2 separate regions of the Homo sapiens genome follow, and region 1 is linked to region 2. A link is a contact called in ENCODE Hi-C or POLR2A ChIA-PET data. All regions are on one chromosome and are shown on one strand. The core of a region is the stretch at or near the end of the contact, and the rest is flanking DNA. Distances in the headings are between cores, read along the strand shown. Region 1 has its middle 26 kb from the start of LINC03053. Region 2 holds the start of BCOR (BCL6 corepressor).

Region 1 (4,728 bases), core at 133-2,632, 110 kb after region 2:
TCCCTCTGCTGTTATGCGGTTCCCTGGCCTGCTCTTTCTGTATTGTCTGCAGGGCTCCTTCCTGCACTGCTCAAGGTCTTTGTTGAAGTGTCAACTTCTCAGCAAGTAAGTCCCTGGTCACGCTTTTGAAAACTGCATCCTTTCCCCAAACCCCAGCTCCTATATTCCCTGTCTCCTTTTCTCCTTCCCACTCACTACCATAAAACTACATGTTTGGCTTATTTGTTTGCTACCTTTCTTTCCCACAAAAATGTAAGCTCTTGACTGCAGGGATTTTTTTTTTTTTAAATCTGTTTTGTTCACCACAGTTTCCCAGGGCCCACAACAGCGAGTGACATACAGCAAGTGCTGGGTGATTATTCGTTGCATAACGAATGACTGAGCCAGCGAATGACGGGTTGGAAGGATTAAATGAGACCATGCGTGCGAGGCACAGAGTGGGGGCACAGTGGCCTGATTTTCTGAGGGTATGGCCTCGGGCTCATGCCTGCCTTGGCCCAAGGATCCCCTTTCTCTCCCAGGACCCCTTGTGGTTTGAACGCCAGTGGCCATGCTGTCAGAGCAGCCCTCAGTTGGCCAGGCTTTTGCTGGATTTTCAATAAGTGATTTCCCTCCATGGACAGAGCAAGAATCACTTAAAATCATTCATGAGAAACTCATGGCTGTGATTTCTGCAGGCGGCTTTGCAGGCCATGAGAGCCTGCGAGGGTTTGTGGGGTGAGCAAGGGGAGGTGACAAACAGAGAGCGAAAAACATTCAGCCTGCTTCTCTGTGGCCTCCCGCCTCCTCTTTTTTCCTGAGACTTGGGTCAGAATAACTGTTTTGGGCAGGAAAAGCTGCTAGGGTGAACGCCGAGGCCCAGCCATGCTCCAGTCTTGGACTTTAGCCCCCACAGTAGGGGATGTGGTTGTGGCAGACCCAGCTCCCCACTGCCCCGCTCTGTCTTCCCAGGCTGGGAAGCTGCTCCCTTAAGCCTCATCCTGGAGCTTGGTTGCCTTGGTTCCCTAGCTACATGGTTGTGGGGTGGCCCCTAGGGTTCATTTCTGTAGCCCCATGTACCCTGCAACCCTCGCTAGTGGTTCAACCTGTGGGATTGGAATTTTGCCAGGGGACATCTCTGCTCCTCCTGGTGGCTTGTCTTGACCTGCTCTTTGTAGCAGACACTTTTGGTGCCCCACCCGCCTGCCTGTAGCCTCAAACACCCATGCCTCGGCCTGAGGGAGTTTTGCTGGCTGTGCACTCTTTCAGCACGCAGGGCAGGCCAGAAATGCAGCCGTGACGGGGGGATCAGCAGATAAATACTCCAGCTGCCTCATCCTTCTGTTGGGGAAACTTTGAGGCGTGTTCTACGCCGTCTCCCAGAGATCCCTGGTAGGATTGAGCCCCAGTTGCCCACAGTAACAGCTGCCTTGATTACATAAGCTTTCTTGGCTTCCTTCCCTTCTCTGCTGGCTTCCTTGCTTCCTTTCCTGGGATCATTCTGATTGGGGTGGAATAGCGATGGTTGCAAATTCTTTGTCATCCCCCCTACTAAGAGATAGGGTGTTGTTATGGATTGAATTGTGTCCCACAAAAAGATATGTTGAGGTCTCAATCCCCAGTACCTGTAAATATGACTTCGTTTGGAAACAGGCTGTTTGCAGATGTAATCAAGTTAAGATGAGGTCATACTGGATTAGGGCGAGCAGCCCTGAATCTAATGACGAATGTACTTGTTAGAAGAGGAAATGTGGGCACAGAGACACACAAACACAAAGAGAGAAGAAGGCCATGCAAAGAGGCAGAGACAGATGCACAGACATACCACGTGACTGCAGAGGTGGAGATGAGGTGATGCTGCTGAAACCGAGGAATGCCAAGGATTGCTGGCAACCACAGAAGCCAGGAAAGAAGCCTGGGACAGATTCTTCCTCAGAACCCCCATGGAGGAACCAACCCTGTTGACCTCTTGGATTCAGACTTCTGGCCTTCAGAACTGTGAAAGAATGAATTTCTATTGTTTAAAGTCACTCAGTATTAGCCAGGCGTGGTGGCTTATGCCTGTAATCCCAACACTTTGGGAGGCTAAGGTGGGTGGATCACTTGAGGTCAGGAGTTCGAGACCAGCCTGGCCAACATGGTGAAACCCCGTCTCTACTAAAAATACAAAAATTAGCCGGGCATGATGGCGGGCGCCTGTAATCCCAGCTACTCGGGAGGCTGAGGCGGAGAATCGTTTGAGCCCAGGAGTCGGAGGTTGCAGTGAGCCGAGATCACACCACTACACTCCAGCCTGTACGACAGAGCAAGACACTGTCAAAAAAAAAAAAAAAATAAGCCACTCAGTCTGTGTGGCACTTTACTAAGGCAGCCCTAGCAAACTAACAAAGTGTCTTTCTCCATTCCTTTGAATCTGGGCTGGGCCTGGGATGGTTTTGAGCAATAGCACGTGGCAACATGATGCTGTGCTGGTTCTAGGCCTAGACCTTTAGAGGCATGGTGGCTTCCACTTCATCTGCCTTGGAACCCAGTCACTGTGCTGTTGGGGGAGTCCAGGCAACCGCATGGAGAGGCCTGCATAGCCGCTGTCAAGCTGCCAGGCAACAGCCTGCACCAACTTGCTAGCTCTTTAGAAAACAATTCTTCCAGCCCCACTTGAGCTGCCCTAGCTGATGCTCAAGTTGTAAAATTGTGAGCAAATAATGGTTGTTTGTTTTAAGCCACCAAGTGTTGGGGTGGTTCATTGCCCAGCAATAGATAACTGAAACATGTATGCACTATTTGCACTGGAATCCTTGTCTTAACGTATTCCTCTGGGGGAACACTCCAAAAAACTTATTCTGCTATGGTTTGAATATTTTTGTCCCCTCCAAAAGTCATGTTGAAACGTAATGGCCAATGCAATAGTGTTGGGATGTGGGTCCTAATGAGACGTGTGTAAGTCATGAGGGCTCCATTCTCACGAATGGATTATGTTGTTATAAAAAGGGCTTGCAGGAGTAGGTTCCTCTCTTTTCTGCTCTTCCACTCTGTGAAGACACAGAAAGAAAGCCCTCGTCAGATGCCGGTGCCTTGATTTTGGACTTTCCAGCCTCCAGAACTGTGAGAAGTAAATTTCTGTTCATTATAAATTACTCAGTGTCAGGTATTCTGTTATAGCAACAGAAAGCTAAGACATCTTCCATGTTCCTTCTTGAGATTGAGCCCCCCTTCAAACTTAACCTAGTTCTTCCCACCCTACTTTTCCAGGCCTGATCCCTCTGGACAGCTCTCTGCTCTCAATTGCCCACAAACTGACACTTGGCTCTCTTGCCTCAACTGGATGTTCTCTGCAGGTAGGACTGGGACTGTGTGCCAACATGCACACTGTCCCAGGCTGCCCTACAAGAGCCAGCCTCCATGTATCGGTCAGGGTGGCCCTGGGGGAAGTTGATCTCTGCCCATTCGTGGTTCACAGCCCTGCTCAATGTTGGTGGATACCCAGCATGCCTTCCGCACCCACAGTCCAGCATTATCTCAGAGCAGCCATTGTGGATCCCTGTCTGTTGCCACATTTAACCCTGTCAGTCACATCTGCTGAAAACCCCATGAGTTGCATTTCTTGGAGGTCATCTATAATGAGAGCATGCCCTTGTGGGCTTGTGGAGGGCATGGTGACTGACTCTTTGACACCTATCACTCCTCTGCATGCTCAGTCTATTTCTTTTGCTGGGGACTGGGTTGGAAATGTACTTGTGGCTCAGACCTGACCAATGAGGTGGGGGATCTACTGGGTGGAGGCTTTTGGGAAATATTGATTCACTCTGAAGGGAGATACTCAGAGTCTAGTCTACCTTTTTTTTTTTCTTTTCTTTTCTTTTCTTCTTTTGAGACAGGGTCTTGCTCTGTCACCCAGGCTGGAGTACAGTGGCATGATCTTGGCTCACTGCAACCTCCTGGGCTCAAGCAATCCTCCCACCTCAGCCTCCTGAGTAGCTGGGACTACAGGTACGTGCCACCATGCCCAGTTAATTTTTTTTTTTTTATGTAGAGATGGGGGTCTCACTATGTTGCCCAGACTGGCCTCAAACTCCTAAGCTCAATCGATCCACCCACCTCGGCCTCCCAATGTGCTGAGATTACAGGCGTGAGCCACCGTGCCTGGCCAGCCTACCCTTTTCTTCCTCTGGACTTGTGTCTGCCTAGATGTGTCCTCTGGGATGGCTGTGAGCACCTCACAACCATACTAAGAGAAACCAGTCTTAGCGTGAGGCTGACAGGAAGCCAGCTGAGTGGGCAAATGGGGACAACCAGGTCCTCGTTGACATCATTGAGCTGCTCAATGCCCTCTACCTGGAGCCAGCCCACCTCTGCACTCCATGTTACTGACATCAATTTCCTTAGTATTTAAGCCAATACTTTTCCAATTGTGGATCAGAACTGATTAGTGGGCTGTGAAATCAATTAAATGGCTCACAATCACCAATGGAAAAATTGAGCTAGAATAGGGAAGAACAGAATGGAAAATATCAGAGTGTGTCACATGTAGTAGTGCTTTGTGAAACTTTTGTCTAGTGCGTTCAGAGCCAAAGTGGAAACTGTATTCCTTACTGTGGGTCATGGCAAAAGAGTTCTAAAGCCACTGGTTTAAGCCAGTTTGAGTGGAGGTTTTCTGTAACTTGTAGTCAAAAATATCTATGACATCCTCTTTTCCCATCCCCCAGCCAATGACACAAATTCTTTTCCACCCTAGCCCTTTTCTTCCTGGCA
Region 2 (4,403 bases), core at 1,721-4,220:
CCTTTAATCCTACCAGCCTACCGTGGAGGCAAGATCCCTAGAAAAGGTGGGGGAGGATGTTGCAAATTACGTCAAAGGCGAATTTACTGGCCTGTTTGTCTCCAGCATCAAATTTCTCCCCCAGTCAGCCCTCCCCTCGGCCCCTTCGCATTTACAGCACCCCCACCACCCCTGTTCATTTTAACTCTAGGACTTTTTTTTTTCTTTTTCTTTTCTTTTTTTTTTTTTGAGACGGAGTTTCGCTCTTGTTGCCCAGGCTGGAGTGCAACGGCGCGATCTCGGCTCACCGCAACCTCCGCCTCCCGGGTTCAAGCGATTCTCCTGGCTCAGCCTCCCGAATTCTAGGACTTTTAAAGTTAGACAAACAGGCCTCTTTGTCAGCAGCCCCGGGAGGCCGTAAGACTCTGAGAGGCTGCAGGCCCCGAGCTCGGTTCCTGGATTTTCTAAAAGTTCTGGACGTTTACATGCGACTTCGAACTCCGAGAAAAGCCTGTGCCTGGGGGCAGAGTTGGGGAGACGAGGGGAGGGGATAGAAGGTGGCTGGGCGCCGGGCCAGGGCCTCTGCGGTTCGGCCTAACCGAGCCGGAAGAGCCTGGCACGGCTCCACACTGGCCCAGGCCAGTTCTCCCGTCCAGCCTGCAGCAGCAGAGCGGCCTCCTCGCCTGGAACCACGTTCAGAGTTTCCCCACAAATACCCAGCTTCAGCCTTCCCGGTTATTTTTGACTTGTTTTGAATAAAAGGAGTCGCTTCAAAAAGAAATGTTGCCACAACACACAACCAGAGGCCTTTTCTCCAGCTGTGTCTGTAACTCGCATGCGTTCAATCTAATAACTTTTAATGTCTGGTCCTAAAATGTCTTTATAAAAAATAGTTTTACAGCATAATAGTCCAGGTGTCTTTCTGCTTGTTACCGGAGATTAAAAAAATGTGTGGGTTGGCTTGCAGAGATATCCACCCCCAGAAAGACCAGGAAGAAAAAAGCGTGCATTCCATTCTGCAGGCGCTGGTCCTGGAAGCGTTCGCGGCCCAGCCTGGCTGGGCACTGCTCGCGGGGGCACTTGCTCGCCTGTCTTTTGCATCAGTTGTTATAAGCAGCTCTGGAGCATGAAGATTTAATTCTGCCGAAGTTTCGGGTTTCAAACGGTAGAGATGTTTCACTTCTGCTTTGAGAAGGGCTGTTTTTATAACTATGTGCTGAGAACTAAAACAGAATGAATAAAATCGCACCTAATACCAGTCCCACAGTCAGTAGTGAGTCTAATTTTTAAAAGGGAAAATATCTGCTAGCTAGAGCTGATTTTGGCCTTGACCTTGACTTAGTAATCAACTTGAGATGCTTTTGATTATTTTTGGCATGGGGACACTCCAGGATATTTTAAAAACTTTCCGTGTGGATTTACAAGCCACCTCCATTTCAGATTTATGTTTCATGGAGCCTGCACCATCTTGTCCTTAGGCAGAAAGAGACACCCCACCCCCTTCCCAGTATAAAAAGACCCTAGTGGGCAGCCGAATGGGGTCACCATTGGCCGCGAAGTCCGGGCCCGCAGTCTGGGCGCGGTTAGTCCGGAATACCCCCTCCCCCACTCCTACCCCTTCCCGCCAGCTTCACCAACTAGGGCTTCTCGGCTCGCCCTTGAGGCTTTGCGCTCCGGGGAGGCCGGAACCTCGCTTCTCCGCTTCCCCCTCCCTCCCGCCTGCCCCCGCCCTCCCCCCGCGCCCAGAGCCGCGCCGGGTGCGCTGGAGAAGCTCAATACGTGTCAATTGAATTGAACTGCTGCGGGCGCAGGCTGTACGCCGCCGCCAAGCACCGATCAGCACGACGTTACCGAGTGGAAATTTATGGGGCGAACGGTGTAAGCCAAAAGTTGCTCCCTGTCAAGGAAAATAAAACGCGGGAGATAATCTCCCAACGCCGGGGCGAGGGGCCTGGGCAGCCCCTCCAACCATCAGAGGTACAGACCGTGAAAATGCTCGAGAACCGGGAGAAATACAGGCGGATCTCCGCTCGCCGACCGCCCCCCACACGCCTCCCGGTGCCTCCACGGGCTGCTCCCCCCTTCCCCCACCTCCAAACAATTCCCACACAATTGAAACGTCCGGGGAACTCGGGCGCGGAGTTCAGGCGGAACGGCCACCGTTGCCTGGGGTGGTGTTTTCAGGTAGCTTTTAACACCGAAATGGGAAAGGGCTCCTCTGGGAGGAAGGGGCAAACTGGGGTGGGGGTGAGCACGGGAGCACACAGGCCACGCTCCGCTGGGTCTCGGAGGGGACGAGGCCGGGAGAGCGCAGCGCTGGTGGCAAGAGGCGGCGGCAGCGGCTGCTGCCGCTGGGGTTTGACAGCTTTGGCTGAGCGGAGTGCGAGGCGCTTTATGGTAATTGCGGTCCTCCACTGGCCTTCTGGGTAGCGAGGGGAGTCTCGGCGCGCGGCTGGGAGAGCCGCCCCCGCCGCCCCCATCCCTTCGGCTCTGGCTCTGCCGGCAGCCCTCGCCGCCGCCGCCGCCCAAGTCGGTCTCCGGCTCGCCCAGGACGTGCGCCCGGGTCGGGCGTGCGCAGCCAACTCGGCCCGAGCTGGGGAGGGGAGGCCGGGGGACGAGGAGGGGGGGCGCCACCCAAGTGGTCCGGGGTTCGGATCCAGAGAGGCCAAAACGTGCCGGGCCGTGCATCGATGACGGCCGGGGAAACTCGGGCAAACCTTTCCTGGGGAATCACCCCTCCCGAAACCCCGCCGCGGAGGCGCCGCAGCGGAGGGTGAGCGGAGACTGGCGGAGCTCAAACTTGCGAGAGCTGGAGGCGGCGGCGGGCGGGCGGCTGTCGCCCGAGCGCTGCGCCTGCGGGGGGAGGGGAGGCGGCTGTTGGGAGGGAGGGAGGTAGGGCGGGCGGGAGGGAGGACGGGCGGAGGGAGGGGGAGGAGGAAGAGGAGGGAACCAGGGAGGGGGGACGCGTTGGGATCGCGGCGTGCGGCGGCAGACGGAGCCTGGGCTCCCAGCGGCAAGGTGAGGCAGAGCTGCGCTCCTCGCTGAACGCGGGCCGAGCTCGGCGGCTGCGGGGGAGACGCGCAGGAGCCCAGACCGCGACCGAGAGCGGGAGCTAGGCGGGCGGCGGCGGCGGAGGGGGAGCCCGCGAGCCGCCGGGCGGAGAGCCCAAGCCGCGCTGTCGCCGCGCAGGGACGACTTGGCCAACACTCACACACACTCACACACACCCAGCCCGAGCGGGCGCTCGCGGCGAACCGTCAACATGGCGCTGGGGCTCCTGCCCGAGCGCGGGCGGCGGCGGCAGCGCGGGAGCTGCTGAGCTCGGCCAAGCCCAGTCCAGCTGCGGGAGCCCGGAGGATCGCACGGGGCTGTCGCCACCTGCCCGGAGGCCCCGAGCCCGCCCCGCCCCGCCCCCACCCGGCCCAGAGCCCACCCCTCGGCGGGGCCGACCCCGAGGGCAGCCGGCTGCCAGCAGACGGCGAGGGAGTCGAGTGAGCGCGGCGCCGCGAGCGGGCTGCGGGCAGCCGGGGACCGCAAACTTTGCTGCTCGCCGCGCTTCTCCGGCCCGGCTCCTTCTCCGCTCGTTAACGTCGCCAACCCCCCCCACCCCTCATATCTCTCTCCACCCACCCAACCGCCCCCCGCTCCTTCTCGCCGCCTCGAGTCCGCTTGGGGGAAAACTTCAAAGAGCCGGATCGCAGGCTCCCTGCCTACTCCCCCACCGGGGATTTCAGGTCAGTGCCCGGAACACCTTTCCCCCGGGAGACCGCGGACGGGTGGGCGGGCGGGCGCGCTGAGGGCTGCAGTCGGCCCCCTCTCCCGGGGCCCCCTCCCGCAGCGTACCCCGCGAAGCTTTTGCCTCGCGCTTCCCTTTGGCTGCTTGGCTCGCTTTCGTTTTTATTTCATAGCTATGTTATTTAAAATGCAGCCAACCTAAGCGGCCCCGCGTGGGCACCAGGGAGGGAGGGGGCGCGGCTGGGGGCCTGGCGCCTCCCGGTGGGCCAGGAGGAGAGCAGGGAGTTCGCAGAGTGGAAGTTTGCAGCCTGTGTGTGTCTGTGCGCGGGAGCGCGGTCGCCGCTGAGCGCCGCGAGTCGGGCGGAGGGGGGGGAGGTGGGCTGGAAGCTGGGAAGCTGGGTTCGGCGTTAGCTCGCGAGCAGGAAGGGGAGGGCAGCGGGTTGCCGTCTGCTTTCTTTTTCGACTCGGGAAAGAACTGTAAAAACCCCCAGCCGCCGCCACCGCCGCCTCGTCTCGCCTCTCCGGGGGCCGGTCGTTCCTCCAAGTGGAACGTCGGCGTGTGCGTGCGCGAGGGTGTGTGGCGAGTGCCTCGGGCCGAGCCGAGCTCGACCTGCCGCCGCTGCCGCGCAACTCGGGAGGGGAGTCCCGTTTTTTCTTGGCTTGCCCCAAAGCACGAATCACGTGGATTA

What was found. A loop is a pair of places that touch in the nucleus more often than their neighbours do. ChIA-PET counts read pairs that join two places held with the same protein, here RNA polymerase II (POLR2A). Pooled maps may share reads with other maps.
Region 1: a pooled map shows a loop between it and region 2 (2.1-fold over the local background). The contact joins the enhancer-like site here to the promoter of BCOR in region 2. A Hi-C loop is called at or near these places in 1 of 50 pooled maps. POLR2A ChIA-PET finds 5 or more read pairs at or near these places in 4 of 52 experiments (CD4-positive, alpha-beta T cell, HEK293, activated naive CD8-positive, alpha-beta T cell and 1 more).

What each region holds. Positions count from the first base shown.
Region 1 is chrX:39,980,950-39,985,677 of GRCh38, reverse strand. No RefSeq gene overlaps it. Among named protein-coding and RNA genes, the nearest start is that of LINC03053, 26 kb to the left of the region's middle. Within about 2 kb of position 1,382, at least 3 of the 41 ENCODE cell types and tissues checked have a DNase peak (open chromatin) inside an H3K27ac peak, as active enhancers do.
Region 2 is chrX:40,096,525-40,100,927 of GRCh38, reverse strand. BCOR (BCL6 corepressor) reads left to right here and starts at 2,970. Exons shown (of 15, transcript NM_001123385.2): 1 at 2,970-3,713. RefSeq lists an enhancer at 60-580 and silencers at 1,667-1,776, 2,477-2,646, 2,777-2,896, 2,917-3,146, 3,207-3,256 and 1 more.